Linked DNA regions of Homo sapiens: all the other regions are linked to region 1. A link is a contact called in ENCODE Hi-C or POLR2A ChIA-PET data. All regions are on one chromosome and are shown on one strand. The core of a region is the stretch at or near the end of the contact, and the rest is flanking DNA. Distances in the headings are between cores, read along the strand shown. Region 1 overlaps FLNB (filamin B). Region 2 holds the start of ARF4 (ARF GTPase 4). Region 3 overlaps LOC107986092 (a long non-coding RNA gene). Region 4 holds the start of DENND6A (DENN domain containing 6A). Region 5 holds the start of SLMAP (sarcolemma associated protein).

Region 1 (4,396 bases), core at 1,215-3,714:
AAGCAGGTCCATTTTGTGGTTTGGTGGTCCCCATCTAGTGGGATGTGGTCTGGTATCCCAGGCACCTGCATATATGAGCTCAGATGGGTTTAATTTTTGAAAAACTGCTTTATTGGCTGGGTGTGGTAGCTCATGCCTGTAATCCCAACATTTTGGGAGGCCAAGGCAGGAGGATCTCTTGAGCCTGGGAATTCAGGACCAGCCTGGGCAACATTGAGAGATCCCCATCTCTACTCCCTTCCCCGCCAAAAAAAAGCTAGGTGTAGTGACATGCACCTGTGGTCCCAGCTACTCAGGAGGCTGAGGTGGGAGGATTGCTTGAGCCCGGGAAGTCAAGACTGCAGTGAGCTGAGATTGCATGACTGCACTCCAGCCTGGGCAAAAGAGTGAGACATTGTCTCAATCTCCCCACCCCTGCCAAGAAAACCCAAAAAATATTGAGGTATAATTGTTATACAATGAAGAACACATTTTGATTAGCTTATACACACACTCCTGTGTACACATGTACACTCACACATCAGGAAACCATCACCATAATCAAGACAGCGAACCTCCCTATCCAGCCCCAGAAGTTTCCTTGTGCCTCTTTGTAATTCTTGCCTTTTATCTCTCCATGTCTTCCACACCCATGCTCAAGCATTCACTGATCTGCTTTCTGTCATTATCAGTCAGTTTTCATCTTTTAGCCTTTTATATAAATGGAATCATATAGTATGCTGTTTTGTTTTTTTTTGAGACAAGAGTCTCACTCTGTTACCCAGGCTGGAGTGCAGTGGTGCGACCTCGGCTCACTACAACCTCCATCTCCCCAGATTTAAGTGATTCTCCTGCCCTAGCTTCCCGAGTAGCAGGGATTACAGGCACATGCTATCATGCCTAGCTAATTTTTGTATTTTTAGTAAAGATGGGGATTCACCATGTTGGCCAGGCTGGTCCCGAACTCCTGACCTCAGGTGATCACCCGCCTTGGCCTCCCAAAGTGCTAGGATCACAGGCATGAGCCACTACGCCCTGCCAGTATGTACTCTTTTTGTCTGGCTTCTTCTAGCATAGTTATTCTGAAATTCATCCTTGTTGCATGTGTCAATAGTCCTATTCCTTTTTATTGCTGAGTAGTAGTCCATTGTATGGATATACTACATTTTGTTTATACATCCTTCTGTTGATAACATTTGGGTGGTTTCTTATTTATTTATTTATTTTTGAGACGGAGTCTCACTCTGTTGAACAGGCTGGAGTGCAGTGGTGTGATCTTGGCTCACTGCAACCTCCACCTCCCGGGTTCAAGCAATTCTCCTGCCTCAGCCTTCTGAGTAGCTGGGATTACAGGCATTTGCCACCACACCTGGCTAATTTTTGTATTTTTAGTAGAGACGGGGTTTCACCATGTTGGTCATGCTGGTCTCGAACTCCTGACCTTAGGCGATCCGCTCACCTCTGCCTCCCAAAGTGCAGGGATTATAGGTGTGAGCCACCACGCCTGGCCGGGTGGTTTCTAAATAAAGCTATCATGAACATCTTTTACTACTCTTTGTATGGATGTATATTTCTATTTTTCTGAGTGGAATGTTAGGATCATACATCATAGGTGTACGTTTAACTGTTCAAGAAACTGCCAAACTGTTTCCCAAAGTGGTTGTATTGTTTTACATTTCCACGAGCAGTGTTTGAGAGCTCCAGTTCTTGCACATCCTAGCCACAAAAAGGTTCTGTTTTTTAAAGACAATTTTTTTTTTTTTTTGAGAGTTTCGCCCTAGTCGCCCAGGCTGGAGTGCAGTGGTAAGCGAATCCCTGCTACAGGCCAGAGACTGTTCTCAGTTGGTTTTTACACCAAGTATCGCACTTCATTCTAACACTCCACCATTTTACAAATGAGGAAACCGAGGCACTGAGAGGTTTAGTAACTTGTGGCACAGCCAGGAAGCAGTAGAGAAAGACTTTGAATATAAATGTATCCATTAGGATGTATATGGTTCCAAGTCATGGGAAACCTACCTAATCCTGGTTTATCCAAAAAGGGAGCTCATTGGCTCTCGTAACTGAAAAGTCAAGGGGTAGGCAGGCAGTTGGACCTGGAAGTCTCCAGGGCATCAGAGAGCCTTGGCTCTGCTTCTCTGATTCTGTTGTCTCTCCACAGACGGGTGGGTGTAGCAGTCCCAGGCCCGCAGCCACACCCCACACCTCCCAGAGGAAGAAGGCGGGCCCTGATCCCAGCAGTCCCAGGAAAGCCCTGAGGTTCACTGTGATTGGACCAGCCTATGTCACCTGCTCACATCTCAGCCCACCACTGGCAAGGGTGTTTGACTCTTGGGAATGACTCTTGGGACTGGCTTGTCCTAGATCACATGTTCTACCTGAAATTGGGGACATTGCAGAGGATTGGTGGAGTGGACCTCAAGGAGGTGTTTCACGTGGCTTCCTGTGTCACTAGGTTGCCATTTATTCTTTAGAAAGCCCCTTTGTTTGATGAAACCCTGGTGTCACAGGCTGTGTGACTTAGGGTAATCCCCTTGTCCACATCTGTGAAGTGAGATTACCTCTTCACCTCACAGGCAGATCAAACAGGAAAACAAAAACAAAACCAAACCCAAAATACACGTAAATTGCAGAGTGCTTGAGGTTTCTTTTAAGCTGTCTATGTAATTAAAAGCTGTTACTTAGACTTGGATATGAAATAAAATCTGACTTCAAATTTAAGTGGTGTAATTTCCATGCCTCTTAAAATATCAGGTAACTTCATTTGTGAGCCTCAGTCTGTAGACTTGAGGGATTTCCATCTGAAGAGGGGGCAGAATGGTGGTTTAGGGAACGCAACATGTACCCCACCCCCAACTTTTTTAAGAGGAAGAGTTGAAAGAAATAATGAATGTGTGAGAAATAAGGGGTTTGATTGCCTTCCAGGGTCCATGTTGAAGGAGAGGAAAATGTAGCTCAACCACAGTGACTCTCCCCAATTAAAAACTAAAAAAAGATCCGTGGTTATAGGGCTTGGACTTCGGACAAGCCAGCAGCCTCAGTCATTGTGAGTGTGATTCCAGATTGGAAGGTTCTGCTAGGAGGAAAGTGGAAGTTTTGAGAATTCCTAGTTGGACAGAATGCCTCTTGATCACGGCCTTAGCTAAAGGAGACCACTCTTTGCTGGATGGATCAGTCAGCTACGTGTGAAGTTTGGCTCAGTACAACATTCTCGGCCTGGGGCGGCAGCATGGGAAAGATTTTTATTGGAATTAACTTTCTACAGAGATGTACTTTCAAATGAGACCATCCTTCTCTCACTGGTGAGCTCACCCGGGCTCTTATTCCACAAAGCTTAATTGTTTTGGACCCATACATTTAAACTCCTTAATTAATTGACTCAAGACTTAGGACAGATTTGCTTTTCTTTATAATGACTCCATGGCTGTAAATGCTGCTGATTCAGATGAAAGAGGACCCTAGAGCACAGAATGAGAAGGACGTGGACTCAGGATACCTGTTTCTTTATTCTGACTGTGCTCTTCGTCAGCTCTGGGGCTTTGGACCCCAGTTTTGTAACCACCTAACGAGTTCACCTTGCCTGCTGCCTAGACGGAGCTGATTTATCAAGACAGAGGAATTGCAATGGAGAAAGAGTAAGTCACCCAGAGCCAGCTGTGTGGGAGGCTAGAATTTTATTGTTACTGAAATCAGTCTCCCGAGCATTTGGGATCAGAGTTTTTAAAGATAATTCGGCAGGTAGGGGCTCAGGAAGTGGGGAGTGCTGATTGGTCAAGTTGGAGATGGAGTCACAGGGGGTCGAAGTGACGTTTTCTTGCTGTCTTCTGTTCCTGGGTGGGATGGCAGAACTGGTTGAGCCAGATTACCGCTCTGGGAGGTGTCAGCTGATCCATGGAGTGCAGGGTCTGCAAACTATCTCAAGCACTGATGTTAAGTTTTACAGTAGTGATGTTATCTCCAGAAGCAATTTGTGGAGGTTCAGACTCTTGCAGTTTCTGACCCCTAAACCTTAATTTCTAATCTTGTAGCTAATTTGTTAGTCCTACAAAGGCAGACTGCTCCCAAGGCAAGAAGAGGGTCTTTTTGGGAAAGGGCTATTAGCAGTTTTTTTTCAGAGTGAAACCATAAACTAAATTCATTCCCAAGGTTAGTTTGGCCTATGCCCAGGAATGAACAAGGACAGCCTAAAGGTTAGAAGCAAGATGGAGTCGGTTAGGTCTGACCTCTTTCACTGTCTATAATTTTTGCAAAGGCAGTTTCAGTTTCTCACCTGTAAACGTTGAAGACTGAGCCAGAATCAGGGTCATCAAATAGCACCCCGGCTATACTTTCTTCTCTTCATGACAAACATTGCTGGTCAGTTGATATGATGTTCTTTCCCACTGGGCCCAGACTTGACATTAGAGTCTTTTTTTTT
Region 2 (4,396 bases), core at 704-3,203, 440 kb before region 1:
CTTTTTCAGACTGCCAACTTTCAGCCACTGAAAACTTAAATATGCTTGCCCTCCTAAAATAATTCTGTCCTCTTGACAAAGGAAATCTAAGAAACTTTGAAAGAAAAAATACTTTATGAATGACTCATAAACAATTGATTCACAAAGTGTAAGTACGCTAAGAGGAAAATAAACATGAGCCAATGTATATACTGTTACTCTTTATATACCTTGAAATATTACAGAAGCTTGTGTTTGCAAGTTTTGATGGTAGTACAGCTCTAAAATAAAACCTCCGGCCGGGCGCGGTGGCTCACGCCTGTAATCCCAGCACTCTGGGAAGCCTGGGTGGGTGGATCACCTGAGGTGAGGAGTTCGAGACCAGACTGGCCAACGTGGTGAAACCCCCGTCTCTACTAATAATACAAAAAATTAGCCAGGCGTGGTGTTGCATGCCTGTAATCCCAGCTACTCGGGAGGCTGAGGCAGGAGAATCTCTTGAACCCGGGAGGTGGAGGTTGCAGTGAGCCGAGATTGCGCCACTGCACTCCAGCCTGGGTGACAAGAGCAAAACTCCGTCTGCAAAAAAAAAAAAGGAAGAGAAAAATAAAACCTCCTCCGGTAGAAAACAAGCTAATGAACCAACAAGTTTCAACGTTCAAAGTTAGAGGGGCTTCTTTCAGCGTTATTCTAGTCCATGGAGCTCAGCTGTGATGTAGACTGCTTACAGTAACCGGGAGCGGTTGCTTACTTCAGCCAACTGACAGCCCTTCTCCCTCAGCTGAGCAAAAACACGCCCCCTAAAAAGTAGTTTTTAAAAAGTCAACTTTCTAAAAAGAAATTTTAAAAAAATTGTAGTTACTATTTAACAAGACTACCATAAAATTCAGCGTCATGATGTTCAGTTACTTGAAAATTTATCAGGTATTTTTTAAAAATTCGTTTCTAAAATTTTTTTGCATTAGACCTTAGACCGCCTAAAAATAAGCTTAAAAACCTAGGAGAATAAACCAAACACATTTAAAGTTTTTGAAAATAGTCAAAGAAATAGAAGATAAGCTCAGTTTTCGGAGAATGAGATTAACAAGGAGCGAAAAACTTGAAACGGAATCCAGCGCAAGGCCAAGTTTAGCAAAGTGAGCGCTGAAGGACTCCAGACTCTTCGGAAACCTTGGGTGCTCCCTGGCCACCGCAACTTCCTGCCCCGGGCGGCTCCAGGCTCCGGGTGGCCGCTGGCTTACATACCAATGGAGTATGCAGGGACTGTACACGAAACGCAGAAGGGGAGGGAAAAGGCTGGAGTTGCTCTGCCTCCCTCCTGACCGCTGTCCACACCCGGGCAAGAAGGTATGCAGATCGCACCCCCAGAAAGGGCCTCGCCAAGTGTTTGCTTCCCAGAGTTGGCTTTCCCCACATCTCTGCCCAATGTTGTCCAGCTTTCAATAAGATCAAGGAGAAAAAGCCGAGTCCAGAAAGAAATCTTGCCCGAAGCCCTGTCCCTGTCTCGTCTGGCGACAGATCGGGGGCGGGGGGGATCGCTCACCCTCCGCTCCATTGTTCCCCCTTAAGAATTCCTTCCGACCCCCGACCCGGCGCCCCTCCCCCACCACAGCGGGCGGAGGAAAAAAACAGGCCCAGAGGCCACCCCAATTGTGGAGACCCTGCCTTTCCCAGGTCCCGCCTGACTCGCAGCCCCTCACTCACCCATCAAAATGCGCATCTGCTTCTTGCCAAATAGTCGGGAGAAGAGGGAGGAGATAGTGAGGCCCATGGCGGTAGTGGCACTTGTGATGGGCAGAAGCAGAAGGGGTTTGGGGCGACCCCGTGCTTTCTCCTTTCAAGCTCCCAGGCAAACTAAACGAGAGGGAAGAGAAAGAGCGGAGGAAGAAAGAGGGAGGCAGAAACGTCTCAGTGGCCCCTGTGCCGATGAAGATCCGGCACAGGAATAAGCCGGTAGAGGACCTGCTAGGCGACTGGCGCGGCAGCTCCGGCTCTAGCCTTTAGGCTCTGGCTGTGCCACGTCACGCGGCGGCCGCGGCGACTCCAGCAGCGGCCCGGCCCCTCCAACGCGGACAGAATCGCGTCACCGCCGCCCCATCCCCCTGCGCTTCCGGTGCGCCCGAGCCACTGCGCTTGCGCCTGCAGGGGATTGGCCAGTTTCGCTGACGAGCATCTCTCGACGGCGCCACCGCCCGGACGTGGCCCCAGGAGCCGGGAGAGGCCGGCTGAGGCACATGCGTACTGGGAGACGGACAAAGTCCCACAATACCTCGCTTCGTCACTGCCAAATCAGACTCAGGGTGAGACGCTTCCGCCCGGATGAAGGTATTGTCGGGGTGATAGTCCTTGCTTCCGGAAAGGCGAGCTGAGCATTATGGGTTAGGTGAGGAACCTCGCCCTCTTCTATTACGGTACGCGCGATGGGTATTCCCTGATGCCATGAACTTACACGTTTCACACACGGGACCAGACGCTTGCTTTAGTTGACGCATGAAGACCGGTCCGGTCTTTTGCGGAGAAAAGTGGTTAAAAGCTGACTTGTGGGCCGAGAAACTGTGGCACCCTAATGAGCTAGGGCTAGACGCTTCGACCACCACGCCAAGTGATTCTGAAGATCTCTAATTCTGTCAAGGCGAGAGCGCTCCAACACGTGTTCATCGGCTGTTGCTTTTTAAAGAGAAGGCAAGGAGGAAGTCTTGCTTTTCTTGTACTTTTTTTCCTAGAAGCAGCATTAAAGATTTACTCCTTATGTTGAGGAAGCGGAAAGCCTCTTCACTTTAAAAGTGTTTATGATCGGGCCTGGCGCGGTGACTCACCGCGCCCGGCCTGCTACACCTTTTAAAATTCACAGCAATGATAAATGTATTAGACTCATTGCCAGGATAAAGATTTAATCTATTTTTCTAGTAGTGCCGTCCTATGTGGTTCTGTAGTTGCTTATTCCAACTGGTATATTTCCATAGGATGGGGTTGAATAAGAAAAACTTGCAAACTTTCAGAAACAGTAAGTTATTTTTATATTTTTGAAGGCTTGCTGAGTAACGCTTCTCTTGGTAGCACTACCTTATCTACCCTTCAGAGACTGTTATTTCTTAGGAGTGGCCCTGGGCAATTAAAAGCAAAAACTTCTGGCCGGGCATAGTGGCTCATGCCTGTAATCCCAGCACTTTGGGAGGCCGAGGCGGGCAGATTACGAGGTCAGGAGATCGAGACCATCCTGGCTAACACGGTGAAACCCAGTCTCTACTAAAAATAGAATAAATTAACCGGGCGTGGTGGCGGGTGCCTATACTCCCAGCTACTCCGGAGGCTGAGGCAGAAGAATGGCGTGAACCCGGGAGGCGGAGGTTGCAGTGAGCGGAGATCGCGCCCCTGCACTCCAGCCTGGGCGACAGAGCGAGACTGTCTTAAAAAAACAAACAACAACAACAAAAAAACCCCAAAAACTTCTTTACTCAGAAGTACCCTCCTTTGCATTGGAGATACATGTAAAGAGTTGCTTAGCAGTTGAATAACTCAAAATTGCATTTTGGAAGCTTGCTAAGTGACAAGACCTTCTTGTATCCTTTTGTGAACCCCCAAAATATGAGACAGGCCTCAGTTAATTTAGAAAGTTAATTTTGCCAAAGTTGAGGACACGCGTCCATGACATAGCCTCAGGAGGTCTTGTAGACATGTGCCCAAGGTGATCAGAGCACGGTTTGGTTTTATACATTCTAGGGAGAAATGAGACATCAATCAATATATGTAAGATGAACATTGGTTCATTCTGGAAAGACTGGACAACTCAAAGCAAAGGCAGGAAGACTCTGAGTGGGGAGGGAGCTTCCAGGGCATAGATAGATAAGAGACAAATGGTTGCATTCCTTTGAGTTTCTGATTAGCCTCTCCAAAGGAGGCAGTCAGATATGCGTTTATCTCAGTGAGCAGAGGGGTGACTTTTTAAAGAATGGGAGGCAGGTTGGCCCTAAGCAGTTCCCAGCTTGACTTTTCTCTTTAGCTTAGTGAGGTGGAGGCCCCAAGATTTATTTTCCTTTCACACTTTAGGCCTTATGTCTGTTTTTAGTTTTATATAGTAGAATTCCTTAAAACAATCTTCAACTAATTCTTAGGGTCTTCTTAAATTCAAAAGACAAACCGTATGAGCCCTCCTCCCTGTAACTTATTCCAAATCTTAATCCATGTTTTCTGTTTAGTTATGCAAAATAAATCGAAAGAATTCTGTTCTCCATCTCTAGCCTCCAAAACCTGAACCAAAACAAAAGTTGTCAAAACAGATTTTTCAGTAAGAATACACTACACATCAAGTGGCTAATGTAAATTACAAAACAGGATGTTAATGGCAGACTGTAATATCTCTATTGTACAGATAAAAATAATCAGGGTCAGAGAGATTAAATATTCTGCCCAAGGTCAC
Region 3 (4,396 bases), core at 490-2,989, 430 kb after region 1:
TCTACCTTTTTTTTTTTTTTTTTTTTGAGACAGAATTTCACTCTTATTGGCCAGGCTGGAGTGCAATGGCGCGACCTTGGCTCACCGCAACCTCTGCCTCCTGGGTTCAAGCGATTCTACTGCCTCAGCCTCCCGAGTAGCTGGGATTACAGGCACCCGCTACCACACCTGGCTAATTTTGTATTTTTAGTAGAGACGGGGTTTCACCATGTTGGTCAGGCTGGTCTTGAACTCCCGACCTCAGGTGATCCACCTGTCTCAGCCTCCCAAAGGGCTGGGATTACAGGTGTGAGCCACCACGTCTGGCCGAATCTCTACTTTTTTTTTTTTTAATTTTTACCACATATTGAATTATATTGTATATTTATGTTATATTATGTGATGAAACATAGATATGTTAACACATATTATGTGTAGTGTAGTATATTAATATATGTATATTATACTGCACATACATATTATATGATATATTTAGAGATACAGTTAGCATCTCTTCTTGGTTTTTACCACATACTTACATTTTATATTTTATATATATTATTTATTTATTTATTTATTTTGAGACAGAGTCTCACTCTGTCAAACCTGTGCCGCCCGGGTTCAAGTTATTCTCCTGCCTCAGCCTCCCGAGTAGCTGGGGTTATAGGCATCTGCCACCGTGCCCGGCTAATTTTTGTATTTTTAGTAGAGACGGGGTTTCACCATCTTGGCCAGGCTGGTCTTGAACTCCTGACCTCGTGATCCACCTGCCTCGGCCTCCCAAAGTTCTAGGATTACAGGCGTGAGTCACTGTGCCCGGCCTTATTTTATATTATTTTAATATTTTGTACTTATGTATTTCTGACATCAGAAAATTGCCAAACCTATTACAAGAGAGGCCATGAGAAAGGGTGGCTATTTGTAGGCATGAAGCCATTTTCTAGGAGCAGCCAGGGAAGGGTTAAGAGTCATGGCCGCCTAGGCCTCCTCCAGCCCAGTGGTCTGCCTGTAAGTGTTGTCTGGAGGCCCTGCCGCTTTCCTGCAGGGTGTGATGATCCCTTTTACTCTGCGCCTGCCGGGAGCCATAGAGAAGTTGAGAGAGGGGTGGAAAAGGGGAAAGAGGGCTGGCTTGGGGAAAGAGGGCTGGCTTGGGAAAAGACTCAGATGAAATCAAAGGTGCTGAGTTTACTGTGGGACCTAAGAATGAATGAAGGGAAATCTGAGAGCCACCACAGCATTTCTTGAGCAATGTGCTTGGCGCTGCGCCAGGTATTTTATGCCCTTCTCCTCATTTAATTTAACCCTCCCTCACAACGCCTCTCAGAGGTGGTTACTATTAATTATTAATAAACTTATTTGGATAGATGACATACACACAGTATACAGTTGAAAGGGTCCAAAGACTTTACTGTGAAAGGTGAGTCTAAGAGAAGTCGGACAAACGAGTATAGAGATAAAGCAAATACAAACATGCTAACCACATGAAATCTAGGCGCTGAGTATGCGGGAATTTATTGCACTATTCTCTCAACTTTTCTGTTTGAAAGTTTTTCATAATAAAAGTTGAGGGGAGGGGAAAGTGAGTTTCCCTGCTGTCCCCATCTCCTTTATGCGGTTCCCCTCCCAGGAGGCCAGCACGGATACTAGTTTCCTGCTCCTACTGATACTCAGTTTATATGGGCATGCACGCATGCGTACACACGCAGGCACACACATGGGTCCATTTGGTTACTTCTGGTACCTTATTGATAGAATTTCATTTTTGAAAGCTTTAGAGGCGTAGCTTTTTAGAAAAGGGAATTCCTAAAGGTGGATCCCCACATTCGCTTTCCCAGGGGAAGGTGACTATTTTGTTGCCCAGGCTCACCCCTAGAGGTCGCCTCTTCGCTTGACTGGCAGCTGCTAGGGCAGAAGGTGCACAAACCACGGTCGGGGCTGCTCCCATGTGACTCATGAGATGCGCAGCCTTCCAAAAGTATTCACACTTATGTTTTCTGGCCTTAGCCACGTTTCTTGTGGGTTGCAATACTCAGACACAGAACCCACATTTTGGCTTTGCAGAGGCAAAAAGCTGACAGAGGGACAGGTTGTCCAGAAAGCTTCGCCCACACACTGTACTGTAAACTTCCAGAGGATGAATAAAACACCTATTTCCAGGCACAAAAGAGACACTTCTCAGTGTCCCAAACATTTCGATGCTGATTACTTCACTAGATTAAAAAATTTTTTTTGACTAAAGGAAAGCCGTTTTATTAAATACATTAGAACTGACTTATAGCATTGGTGTTAATGTCTCTCTGAACGATTATACCAGTCTTATGTTTTGTTCTTATATTTAGGGAGGCAAGATTTCATCACATTATCTCTGGGTGTGTGTGAAAAAGAACTATATTATAATAGTGTGTATATTCCTTTTTAAAAGTAATTGAATCAATGCCAATAGATAAATGACTAGTTTAAATTAACCACACAGAAATGTTATTTGATTTTTTAAATTTATTTTAAGATAGGGTCTCACTCTCTCCCCCCCAGGCTGGAATGCATTGGCACAATTTTGGCTCACTGCAACCTCCACCTCCTGGGCTCAAGTGATCCTCCCACCTCAGCCTCCCAAGTAGCTGGGACCACAGGCACGTGCCACAACTCCTGGCTAATTTTTTCTTTTCTTTTTTTTTTTTTTTTTTTGTAGATACAGGGGTCTTGCCATGTTGCCCAGGCTGGTCTCCTGGGCTCAAGCGATCCACCTGCCTTGGCCTCTCAAAATGCTGGGATTACAGGCATGAGCCACTGTGCCCAGCCAGAAATGTTATTTTATTAATGTTGAACATGTACAGTAACTTGAAGCAGACTATTATTCTGTTTTCATGCTGCCATGAAGACATACCTGAGACTGGGTAATTTATAAGGAAAAGAGATTTAATTAATTCACAATTCCACGTGGTTAGAGAGGCCTCAGGAAACTTACAATCACGGTGGCAGGTGAAAGAAGTGAATGCTGAGCAAAGGGGGAAGCCCCTTATAAAACCATCAGATCTCGTGAGAACTCACTCACTATCATGAGAACAGCAAGAGGGTAACTGCCTCTGATTGAATTATCTCCACCTGGTCCCTCCCATGACATGTGGGGATTATGGGAACTGCAATTCAAAATGAGATTTGTGTGGGCACACAGCCAAACCATAGCAAGACTATTTTTGCCATTTAATTATTTAAAATTTTTTTGTTTTATATGTATTTTTTGAGACAGGGTCTCAATCTGTCACCCAGGCTGGAATGCAGTGGTATGATGTTGGCTCACTGCAACCTCCACCTCCCAGGCTCAAACAATCCTCCTGCCTCAGCCTCCTAAGTAGCTGGGACTACTGGGGCATGCCACCATGCCTGGCTAACATTTGTATTTTTTGTACAGACGAGGTCTCCCTATGTTGCCCAGGCTGGTCTGAAACTCCTGTGCTCAAGTGATATGCCTGCCTTGGCCTCCCAGAGTGCTTGAATTATAGGCATGAGCTACCGTGCCTCGCCCTCCCTCTCTCTTTCTCTCTCTTTCTTTCTTTCTCTCATTCTTTTGCCATTTAGAATGTAGATATAAATATCTATTTTAGGAATTTTGAGGCTCTTTGAAAAAATGTATATAGTGGCTTAAAACACAGATAAATATGACAACATAGCATAGCTGTTAAGAAAATCAGTTTTGATTTCAGGAATCTGCAAACACAGTCACAAAAACAATGAGTGATAAGATGATTCATGTCAACTATGATAATATTTATAACAGCAAAAAATGGAAATAACCTAAATATTCATGGGTTAGGGTCTGAATTTAGAAATACCTGGCACAGTCATGAAACAGAAAATTATAAAGATGTCAAAAGAATAAGGGAACTTTCTGTATATGAAAGGCATATCCATCTTTGCACTTCACCGGAATCTCTGCAAATGTTTATAAAGGGAAATCGGAGAAACCAGGGGATGCTTGAACCACAATTTAAAAAAAAAACTTTCTTTTTTTTTGAGACAGAGTCTTGCTCTGTCACCAGGCTGGAGTGCAGTGGTGTGATCTTGGCTCACTGAAACCCCACAACCCGGTTCAAGCGATTCTCTTGCCTCAGCCTCAAGAGTAGCAAGGATTACAGGTGCGCACCACCACGCCCAGCTAATTTTTGTATTTTTAGTAGGGACAGGGTTTCACTATGTTGGTCAGGATGGTCTCGATCTCTTGACCTCGTGATCCACCCGCCTTGGCCTCCCAAAGTGCTGGGATTACAGGTGTAAGCCACTGAGCCCAGCTAAAAAAAACCTTTCTATTTTGAAATAATTATAGATTCACAGGAAGTTACCAAGAGAGTACAAAGAGGTCCTGTGTGCCCTTCACCTAGTTTCTCCAATGGTTGCAGCTCAGGTAACTATAGCACAATAT
Region 4 (4,396 bases), core at 1,042-3,541, 340 kb before region 1:
TTCCCTGGTTCTGAACTCTAGCCATTTTCTGAAGCCCTACTAGGTTTATGTCTTAAATAGCTGGAAACCACATATATGGAACCACATACATGATTTCATCTTACTCAGCCTTTTCCTAGTGGAAAATTCACAATGTTCATATTTTTAAAAGATCCAGGAAGCAAAAGGTTAAGAACTCCTGACCTAGAAAAAACTCTATACAGTGGCATACACTATGGAAAATGAAATTCAAAATAAGTCCTTTAATAATTCACATTTTTGCAGCATCTCAAATATATTTTCTGTTTATTTGGTCAAAAAACATATTCACGTTATAAAGAATGTCCCAAATAATGAGAATCCAAAAGAATCTCCTTTAGCTATTTAAAAACACAATCAACTACAACAACCCATTCTTATGCTTTCTGGTTAAATTGTATCTTGCTGTACATATAACTTCAGGTTAACATGGCAAGGTGAATAATAAATGGCTTATAAATCTCTTACTCAAAATCTTTGGGAACTGTTTTTCTTACTTTAATAAGATAAAGAATTGCTCACATATTCACCTATTCTATCAAAAGTATTTATAGAATGCCACTAGGTGCCAGGCACTGCATTTGGCCTTATCAGCTACTATGATTAATTCTTGGTTCTCCTCTAAATTATTGCCTCAATCTACAAATACAGATTAGAGCACATCCTATTTGTATGCTCCACAACTAACATAATGCCTGGTTCTTAGTGGAAACTTAATGTCGCTGAACTGTGTTATAATAAAACATCCAGAAGGCAGGCCGAATACGAAAGCAGTAGCTTCGCATTAAGAAAACTACCCCTAGCCAATTTTCTTAGTCAACCAGGCCACTACAGTATTAATGAAATCGAAATCTGTCACCAATACCAAAAAAAAAAAAAAAAAAAAAAAACCAAAACCAAAACGTCTAAACAAACGCCCTTCTGATAACAATTTCCTTGGACACATGAAAGCAAGCAATTCCTTATGCTAAAAAGACCTTCAACAACGTCAAGAATAGATGTTTCTAAAGCCTTTCGGTAAGGGGCCATACATAAGAATGGAAAAGTTGACTGATTGACAAGCAAATGATGTTCCCTATATTCATCTTGACAGTAGTTTCACACCAACTGTTCCAGAGGCAACATAAAAAAAAATAACAGAAATGAGGCCGGGCACGGTGGCTCACGCATGTAATCCCACCACTTTGGAAGGCCTAGGCGGGCAGACCACCTGAGTCGGGAGTTCGAGACCAGCCTTACCAAAATGGAGAAACCCCGTCTCTATTAAAAATACAAAATTAGCCGGGCATGGTCGCATGCCTGTAACCCCAGCTACTCGGGAGGCTGAGGCAGGAGAATTGCCTGAATCCGGGAGGCAGAGGTTGCGGTGAGCCAAGATCGCGCCATTGCACTCCAGCCTGAGCAACAAGAGCAAAAACTCCGTCTCAAAAAAAAAAAAAAAAAAAAACAGAAATGAGGCACAAAAGGAGGAAAGGGAGAAAATGCGTGCTGAGATAAGCATTTCGACTCAGGCTGAGGGAAACGCTCAAACAGTTACTGCAAATGACTAAAACAATCTGAGCCTTAAAACTTGGTTGTGCAAGTTCGGCTACTAGAGTTCATCATCTGTTATGGGCATTGTTCTTGAAAAAGTACCAAACAAACATCCTGCCTGCGGGCTTCTCCGGGTGGGTGCTACTAACCCTTTTAGTTAATTCTGTGACTCTGCGTTTAAAAGAAATAAAGAAAGAACAGGATGAACATCAACAAGTATTTAGGAGGGGCCTAGAGAGAACTTTTCACCCCTAGCCGCAGCCCAAGATCCTCCCACGGGAAGTGCCGTAGGACCGCAGCCCGAAAGAGCGCGGGAGGGGAGACTGGCCACGCCCGGATGCGCCGCGGACAGGGTCCTGGCCGGTCAGCCCGCGGGCCGCTGGCTTTGCTGCAGCCGCCCCGGCGCAGGGGAGGAGCGCCGAGAAAGGGCGGGGCCGGGCCTCACCTCCACGGCCTGGCCCAGCTCCAGGTCGAAGCCCACCACACACACGCAGTGCAGCCAGGCGGAGAAGCTGTCCCAGCGCAGCAGGCCCCGGCCACGGCCATCGTCCTCTTCATCGTCCTCTGGCGCGCCTCCCGCCGCCACAAGGGCCGGCGCCTCGCGGCCCTCGGCCCCTGCCACCGCTTCGTCCAACGGCCTTCGAGAGCCGGGCCCCAAGCCCGCAGGGCCCCTCAAAGCCATCGGCCGCCCCCTGACCGTTCGCGCCGCCTCCACAGCGGACCGCGCCGCAGAGCGCGCTTGCCTCCGCGCAGGCGCAGACGCTGCTGTCGCAGCCGCTGGGGACCCACTCAGTCCGGGCGGGGCTGCGGGTCACGTGACCCTGGGAGCGGACGTGGGGACGTCACGCTGCCGCTTGTCTCGGATTGTGAAGCCGGTCCTGGCTTCCTTGTCTAAAAGCTCTTTGGGACTGAAATGGCTGTTTATGAATCCTTGTCAACCTCGTTCGCAGTCAACGACCAGGGAATAAATTATTCGTGGAATGACACAGTTCATAATTATTATAAGGTATTATTAAATTATGAAAGCGTAGGCCGGGCGCGGTGGTTCACACCTGTAATCACAGCATTTTGGGAGGCCGATGCGGGCGGATCATCAGGTCAGGAGTTCGAGACCAGCCTGACCAACATGGTGAAACCCCGTCTCTACTAAAAATACGAAAAAATTAGCCAGGCGTGGTGGAGCGCGCCTGTGATCCCAGCTACTCAGGAGGCTGAGGCAGGAGAATCGCTTGAACCCAGGAGGTTACAGTTAGCTGAGATTGCGCCACTGTATTCTGTCTACCCTGGGCGACAGAGCGAGATTCCGTCTCAAAAAAATAAAAATAAAATATATGAACGCATAATGGTGACGGTGGCTAACATTGAACGCTTACTTTGTGCCAGTTGATATGCCAAGTACAAGTGCGAATACTTACAAATATTACCTTATTGAATCTTCACATAATCGCAAATAAGTAGACTATTTATTTCTTTTTACAGATAAGGAAATGGAGGTCCTGGAGGTTACATGACTAGCCCAACAAGTATGACAACTCCGATATCGGCTTGCGGTTCACTCATTCAGTTTGCTGATTCAGAGATCTGTGCATTCACTCACCTGTTCCTTCTCCAGCAAGGCCTCCCCACCCTACCACCTCCTCCTTTCTTAGTTTGGCTGTCTGTGACTCACTCAACACACATCCCCAGACCTTTCTGGAACTCCAGGTTGGGCAGATTGGCCTCCACAGCAACCTGTGGATCTCTGAACACTGGGGCAAGGGCCTGGTCTCAAGCAGCTTCGTATTCTGAGATCAGTTTTTACTGAGTATTGGACCAGCCAGGATACTAACTAGTATTTATTCAGCACCTACTATGTTGAGTATAAATAGCATAGTAAAAGTAGGAAACACACAATAATACCTCAACAGAAAAATGAGTAAACCAGCGAGGTGTCACGCCTGTAGTCCCAGGTTCTTGGGAAGCTGAGGCCGGCTAAGTTCAAGGAGGATCGCTTGAGCAGGAGTTCCAGGCTGCAGCGCGCTATGATCGCGCCTGCGAACAGCCATTGCACTCCAGCCTGGGCAACAGAGCGCGACTGTGTCTCTAAAAAACAACGCAAAACAAAAAACACGGCAGAACTTAAGCATTTTGCTGCACTGCCCAGTGAAATCCATTCCATTTGACAAATACTGCCCTCTTAACATTCTTAGAATTTTTTTTTGGAGCAAGTGTTAGCGTCCCTGTTTTCAAGGAGGTGGTCAAGTATGCACAGACATCAGTAGTGACGTTTGCTGGAGACTTCCTTTAGACAAAAATGAACTTAGGGACAGCACTTAAGTTAGAGGCCAAGTCTTTGGCCAAAGTAGCCTGCCATCCTACTCCAGAGAACTGCTGTGGTTAAAAGAGGAAAAACTGTATTCTGCGATCAAGTAAGGCTCTAAACCCAGTATTAGGAAAGAACAGTAGCCTTTTGTATTAGAAAGAACACTGGCGTGGAAGTCAAAAGTTCTGGATTCTAGTGCCAGCTAGAATCTACCACGATCGTGGTAGGCAAGCTGCTCCAAAACCCAGTTTCTGGTAAATGAGAGTGATGATTACTAACTCACCTCACTGACTGTTGGGAAAAGCTAAGCTATCCTAATGTACACATTTTACCAGATGCTACTTCATTATTAATTATTAATGATCTCAAAACACCAGTTGTGGCCAAGCACAGTGGGTCACACCTGTAATCCCAGCACGTTGGGAGGCTGAGGCGGTAGAATCACGTGAGTCCAGGAGTTTGAGACCAGCCTGGGCAACATAGGGAGGCCCCGTCTCTTAAAAAAAAATTAAAAATTAGCTGGGCATGGTGGCACACACCTAT
Region 5 (4,396 bases), core at 1,178-3,677, 280 kb before region 1:
TCTTTCTCCTCGTTTTCCCTTATCTCTTATGCTCTGGTGATACGAACCTACTTGCAATTCCCTTAAAGTCCTGTTCTCTCAAGTCTCTGGACTTTTGTTGGGATTGCTTCTTAGCTTAAAATTTCTTTATCCCAATAGCATCAGACTAGCTGTTCTAATCCTTTCAAGTTTCAGTTTAAACTACTCTGCCATGTTTCCACTACTCTTGACATACTCCATTACAGCAAGGATCTTTCTGTGTCATCACCTAAATCGAGCAACTTGAGGGAGTCTTTTTGTTTCTTCATTATTGTATTTCCAGGACCTTTCAAAATATCTATTTCACAGTATCAATTAAATGTTTATAGAATGAATGTATGAAAGAATGCATAAATGACTTGCTATTCGTGCAAAAAAAACTCATTAGGGATCTGTGGAGGGTCCTATCTTATTTTATTCCTTAACAGCCTAAAAGTTATCAGAAGTGAAAACTTTTCATCCTCTCATAAGAAAGCTTTCCAACATATCCTCATTTTGAATAGCATACCTGGAACACAGTGGTAGCTTGACACATATTTGTTGAATTGATGAAGAGCTTGAAAAACGAATATAACGTCTTTATTATATAATGCCTATTCTTTCCAGACTCACTTTGTGTCCCGCCTACTTTATCCTCTAATAATGAGTAACAGTATGTAATTTTCATTCATGCATCAAATACTTATTTATCCACTATTATGTGCCGGCACATTGGTGCACTGTTTCAAGTAGGCTCCTTCTTTTCCTTGCTATCCGTGTTTGTGGAAATTCATGAAACCATTCAGCGAATACCATATTTATTGTGGTTTTCCTATCTTCCTTCATTCAGTTCAGTTACTTCTCCCAGACCATCCCTGACCCCTTGGGCAGCTAGTGCCTGCCTCTATCTTAGCCCTGATTACATCAATTTCATGTTTGTCACTCCCTACCCTCATTTCTAACCCACAATACCGTTATGATCTCAGAAGGCAGGAATTGAAGTTTGGTTCAGTTATGTGTCCCCAGGGCCCAGCAAAAACCTAGGACACGGCCAAACTGTCTATATAAGTATTGAGATGAATAACTGCTACTTTTTCTTTCTTTCTTTCTTTTTTTTTTTTTTTTTGGAGAGACAGTTTCACTCTTGTTGCCCAGGCTGGACTGCAATGGCGCGATCTTGGCTCACCGCAACCTCCGCCTCCCGGGTTCAAGTGATTCTCCTGCCTCAGCCTCCCAAGTAGCTGGGATTACAGGCATGCGCCACCACGCCCGGCTAATTATGTATTTTTAGTAGAGACGGGGTTTCTCCATGTTGGTCAGGCTGGTCTCAAACTCCCGACCTCAGGTGATCCGCCTGCCTCGGCCCCCCCAAAGTGCTGGGATTACAGGCGTGAGCCACCGCGCCCGGCCTAATTGCTACTCTTTATTGAACAACATGGATTAACATTTTGAAGTCTCACCACATCAAGTGAATTAACTATTATTAACATGTCATCCATGAGAAAAAAGAGGCTTGAAAAAGTTTAGAAACTTGCTTAAGGTCACACAGTGGTGGAGCCTGTTATTGCAGGAATCTGAAGAATGAAGTCACCTTTGATTCTAAATGAGTAAGTCTCCTTCTCACTATTTTTTCTTAAAGTTTTCATTTAGCCCTTGCAAAGTCTTCCTTCTTTAGACCAATGACTCCTCATCTTGATATTGTAAGTGGGGGAAATACCCTCTTTTTTCACTTTGGAAATTATTCAATCTCTCTTTGGAAGAAACATGATTTTAAACTTTCTGGACGCTCCTTCTGTGGAAGAATCCGCGCAGGAGCCCTGGGGGCACATAATAGGTTCAGTGAGAAAGACTGTCATTCGAAATGGAATGCGGGAACTAAGATTTTTTTTTTCCGGGAAGAAAACATAACGAATTTAGCAGAGGGGAGAATGGTCCTTCTGTTAGGTGCACAAATCCTAAGACTTCAGGGAGTTTGGCGGCTCACACTTAAGGTAGCTGCGGGTGACTGTGTTGCCCACAGCTAAGATGGCTGCTAATGACCATCTCCTTTGGCTGGGTCTGTTCTTTTGCTCGCTAGTATTTTCATCGAGAATTAAACAGAATAAAATTTAGTAAAAGTTGGCACCCCCTTGCTAAGTAGATAAAATAAGAAGGTGGCACTGTTTGTTTGAAAAACCTTCTACGGCGCAAATTGTTCTTGCCCTTAACCAAAATGGTCGTTAAGGTTGTCCCGAGGTTTGAAGCTTCCAGCCCTTAACTAAGATGGCGCCTGGAGGCCCGTTAAAAATTACCTTGCCCTTTTTTCTGCCCTCTACCAACACGGCTTCCGTGGCGTCGTTCACGTGACATTCCTGGACTACGGCGCGGGAGAGGGGGTAGGAGGGCCCTTGAAGGGTGCGCGTTCCCGTGGCGGTGCACCGGGTAGGTTTCAGTCAGAGTCACTATGGCGGCCGGCGCTGGCAAGGTAAGCTGAGGCGGTGGTGGCGGCTAGGGAGGTAGGACCCGTCGTGGCGTCCTGGCTCCAAATCCTCGTAGCCTGCTTGCGGAGAGGTCGGCGGAGGTCGTGCCTAGCGGTGTGGGCTGGCGGGGGTCTGGCTGGAGGGGGCGACGGCTGAGGCGGGCGGGCTGAGGCGCCTGACGGCCGTTTGTTTTGATGTTTTCCCCACCAGGTCGGAAAGTTTCCTGCCTCGTCGGGCGCAGCTTGAGCTTGCCCCATCGGCCGCGATCGGTGGAGGCTGCGGCGGATCCAGCCCGGGGCCTCAAGGCCTCTCCCCAACCTCCGGGCCAGTCTCCCTCCCCCACCTTCTCGTCCGCCGGGAGCTGCGGCTGCCGTCCCTGAGATGCGACCCTCGCGGGGGCGACCCTGAGGGGAGGCGGCCCATGTGCTGAGCGGCGGCCCAGAAGCCTAGGCGTCCGGGGACCAACTTCCTGCCGCCTGGGAACTCGAGCCTCCCGGTGTCGCGCCTCGCTCGGTCCGCACCGGCCTGCGGAGCCGGGTCCCCGCCCTGGTCGCGGGGACGCTCGCCAGGTGCCCAGGAGTCCCGACTTGGCCACTGCCCGCGCCCCGCCGGCCTCCACGCCTCGCGCGGAGAACCTCAGCCACCGCCGTCTCGGATCGTGCCAGGCCGGGGACCGCGTCCCCCTTCCCGGGGCGGCCTCCGCTCAGCAGGGGCGATGCAGACTGTCCCGCCGGCCGTCTAGAGCCCCTCCGTCTCCGTCACCTCTCGCCCCTTCACTCCGGGCGAGGACTGGCGGTGGCTGCCCAGAGGTGCCCAGCCACACCTTCCTTCGGCCCAAAAGGACTTTCCTGGCCGCGCCGAACCGACCCTTCATTCATGCTGCAGTGCTGCAACGTTTCCGCCACCAAGGGGGAAAAGCGGCCGCGATCTCAAACCAAACACAAGAATTGGCGTGTGACTCATCTGCTTGGATACCTCCAGTCCCCAAACTGTGTTCCAGGAGTTTTCTTGGCCGAAGCTGCCCGATGTTTGAGCCTTTTCTTCCCAGAGAAGAAGATGGACTGAAAGCTGCCAGTTGGGGACTTTTTGTGATCACGGCGTTGCAGCGTTTTAAAGGAGGTGATGGGGCTTGCGCTGGCTTGTCTTCCCACCCAAGTGAAGAGTTGATGTTCACTGGTTATGCTTAGACAATGTGCAGTTTGTGTTAATTTAAAATTTTGGGTGGGATAGGGGCATAGGCTTGTGAAGGGCAGTCCGGATCCGGAGGAACTCCTCTTTGTCCCTGGTAGGAGAGACACCCCCAGTCTATCCTCGATGCCGTCAGCCTTGGCCATCTTCACTTGCCGCCCGAACTCGCACCCGTTTCAGGAGCGTCATGTCTACCTGGACGAGCCCATCAAAATCGGCCGCTCAGTGGCCCGCTGTCGACCAGCGCAGAATAATGCCACTTTTGATTGCAAAGTGCTATCAAGGAACCACGCTCTCGTCTGGTTTGATCACAAGACGGGCAAGGTAATGTCACCACATTGTCCAGCGGCATTGTTTAACAAACTTTTTTTCCCCTTTTGCCCTCCCTGAGAGGACTAATGTATGCAGGATCCCAGGGTTTGCATCCAGAGGAGGCTTTGCGCAAAGCCACGAATCAACTGTTTGTGTGCCTGGTTCTAGTGGAAATTTGATTGAGGTGGTTGAATGGAAAACAGAGAAGGTATTGTAATTAAAAGCCTCAGGAGGGCTATGGCATCTTGATAACGTGGTCATTCCCAGTGAAATCCCAAACTAGATAGTGAAACTTGGCGTCTTGCTTTTAGTCTGTTTAGAAAGGTGAATTCACAGTTCAGCGCTTTATTAAGCAAGCAGCAGTTCTCGAAGCAATTCGGGGAATCCGTGGCCATTATTATCCCGGGGCTCAAGTGTCTTAGTGGTGAAATGTAGTTAAC

The links. A loop is a pair of places that touch in the nucleus more often than their neighbours do. ChIA-PET counts read pairs that join two places held with the same protein, here RNA polymerase II (POLR2A). Pooled maps may share reads with other maps.
Region 2: a loop to region 1 is called in a pooled map, with 8 times the contacts of the local background. The contact joins the promoter of ARF4 here to the enhancer-like site in region 1. A Hi-C loop is called at or near these places in 1 of 168 maps with a recorded cell type or tissue (HCT116) and 7 of 50 pooled maps. POLR2A ChIA-PET finds 5 or more read pairs at or near these places in 2 of 52 experiments (activated CD4-positive, alpha-beta T cell and activated T-cell).
Region 3: a map of breast epithelium shows a loop between it and region 1 (17-fold over the local background). The contact joins two enhancer-like sites. A Hi-C loop is called at or near these places in 1 of 168 maps with a recorded cell type or tissue (breast epithelium) and 3 of 50 pooled maps. POLR2A ChIA-PET finds 5 or more read pairs at or near these places in 3 of 52 experiments (activated T-cell and activated naive CD4-positive, alpha-beta T cell).
Region 4: a map of naive thymus-derived CD4-positive, alpha-beta T cell shows a loop between it and region 1 (13-fold over the local background). The contact joins the promoter of DENND6A here to the enhancer-like site in region 1. A Hi-C loop is called at or near these places in 1 of 168 maps with a recorded cell type or tissue (naive thymus-derived CD4-positive, alpha-beta T cell), 2 of 37 single-sample maps with no recorded cell type and 8 of 50 pooled maps. POLR2A ChIA-PET finds 5 or more read pairs at or near these places in 1 of 52 experiments (Panc1).
Region 5: a loop to region 1 is called in a pooled map, with 5 times the contacts of the local background. The contact joins the promoter of SLMAP here to the enhancer-like site in region 1. A Hi-C loop is called at or near these places in 1 of 168 maps with a recorded cell type or tissue (chondrocyte) and 5 of 50 pooled maps. POLR2A ChIA-PET finds 5 or more read pairs at or near these places in 3 of 52 experiments (BJ, HEK293 and WTC11).

Annotation. Positions count from the first base shown.
Region 1 is chr3:58,032,672-58,037,067 of GRCh38, forward strand. All of the region lies in intron 1 of FLNB (filamin B), which reads left to right. Among named protein-coding and RNA genes, the nearest start is that of FLNB, 26 kb to the left of the region's middle. RefSeq lists an enhancer at 2,197-2,696. Within about 2 kb of position 2,465, at least 6 of the 41 ENCODE cell types and tissues checked have a DNase peak (open chromatin) inside an H3K27ac peak, as active enhancers do.
Region 2 is chr3:57,595,391-57,599,786 of GRCh38, forward strand. It overlaps ARF4 (ARF GTPase 4), which reads right to left and starts at 1,954. Exons shown (of 6, transcript NM_001660.4): 1 at 1,684-1,954. The coding sequence starts at 1,750. ARF4-AS1 (ARF4 antisense RNA 1) reads left to right here and starts at 2,399. Exons shown (of 2, transcript NR_132370.1): 1 at 2,399-2,661. It also overlaps a transcript of PDE12 not described here. RefSeq lists enhancers at 1,358-1,407, 1,428-1,577, 1,491-2,690, 1,566-2,271, 1,608-1,657 and 4 more.
Region 3 is chr3:58,462,005-58,466,400 of GRCh38, forward strand. All of the region lies in intron 1 of LOC107986092 (a long non-coding RNA gene), which reads left to right. Among named protein-coding and RNA genes, the nearest start is that of KCTD6, 28 kb to the right of the region's middle. Within about 2 kb of position 1,740, at least 3 of the 41 ENCODE cell types and tissues checked have a DNase peak (open chromatin) inside an H3K27ac peak, as active enhancers do.
Region 4 is chr3:57,690,786-57,695,181 of GRCh38, forward strand. DENND6A (DENN domain containing 6A) reads right to left here and starts at 2,292. Exons shown (of 20, transcript NM_152678.3): 1 at 1,997-2,292. The coding sequence starts at 2,233. DENND6A-DT (DENND6A divergent transcript) reads left to right here and starts at 2,420. Exons shown (of 2, transcript NR_135550.1): 1 at 2,420-2,557; 2 at 3,031-4,396. RefSeq lists an enhancer at 1,620-2,120 and silencers at 1,842-2,081, 2,192-2,291.
Region 5 is chr3:57,753,882-57,758,277 of GRCh38, forward strand. SLMAP (sarcolemma associated protein) reads left to right here and starts at 2,428. Exons shown (of 25, transcript NM_001377540.1): 1 at 2,428-2,461; 2 at 2,667-3,968. The coding sequence starts at 3,771. RefSeq lists enhancers at 1,534-2,436, 2,026-2,305, 2,336-2,515, 2,437-3,338 and a silencer at 2,886-3,165.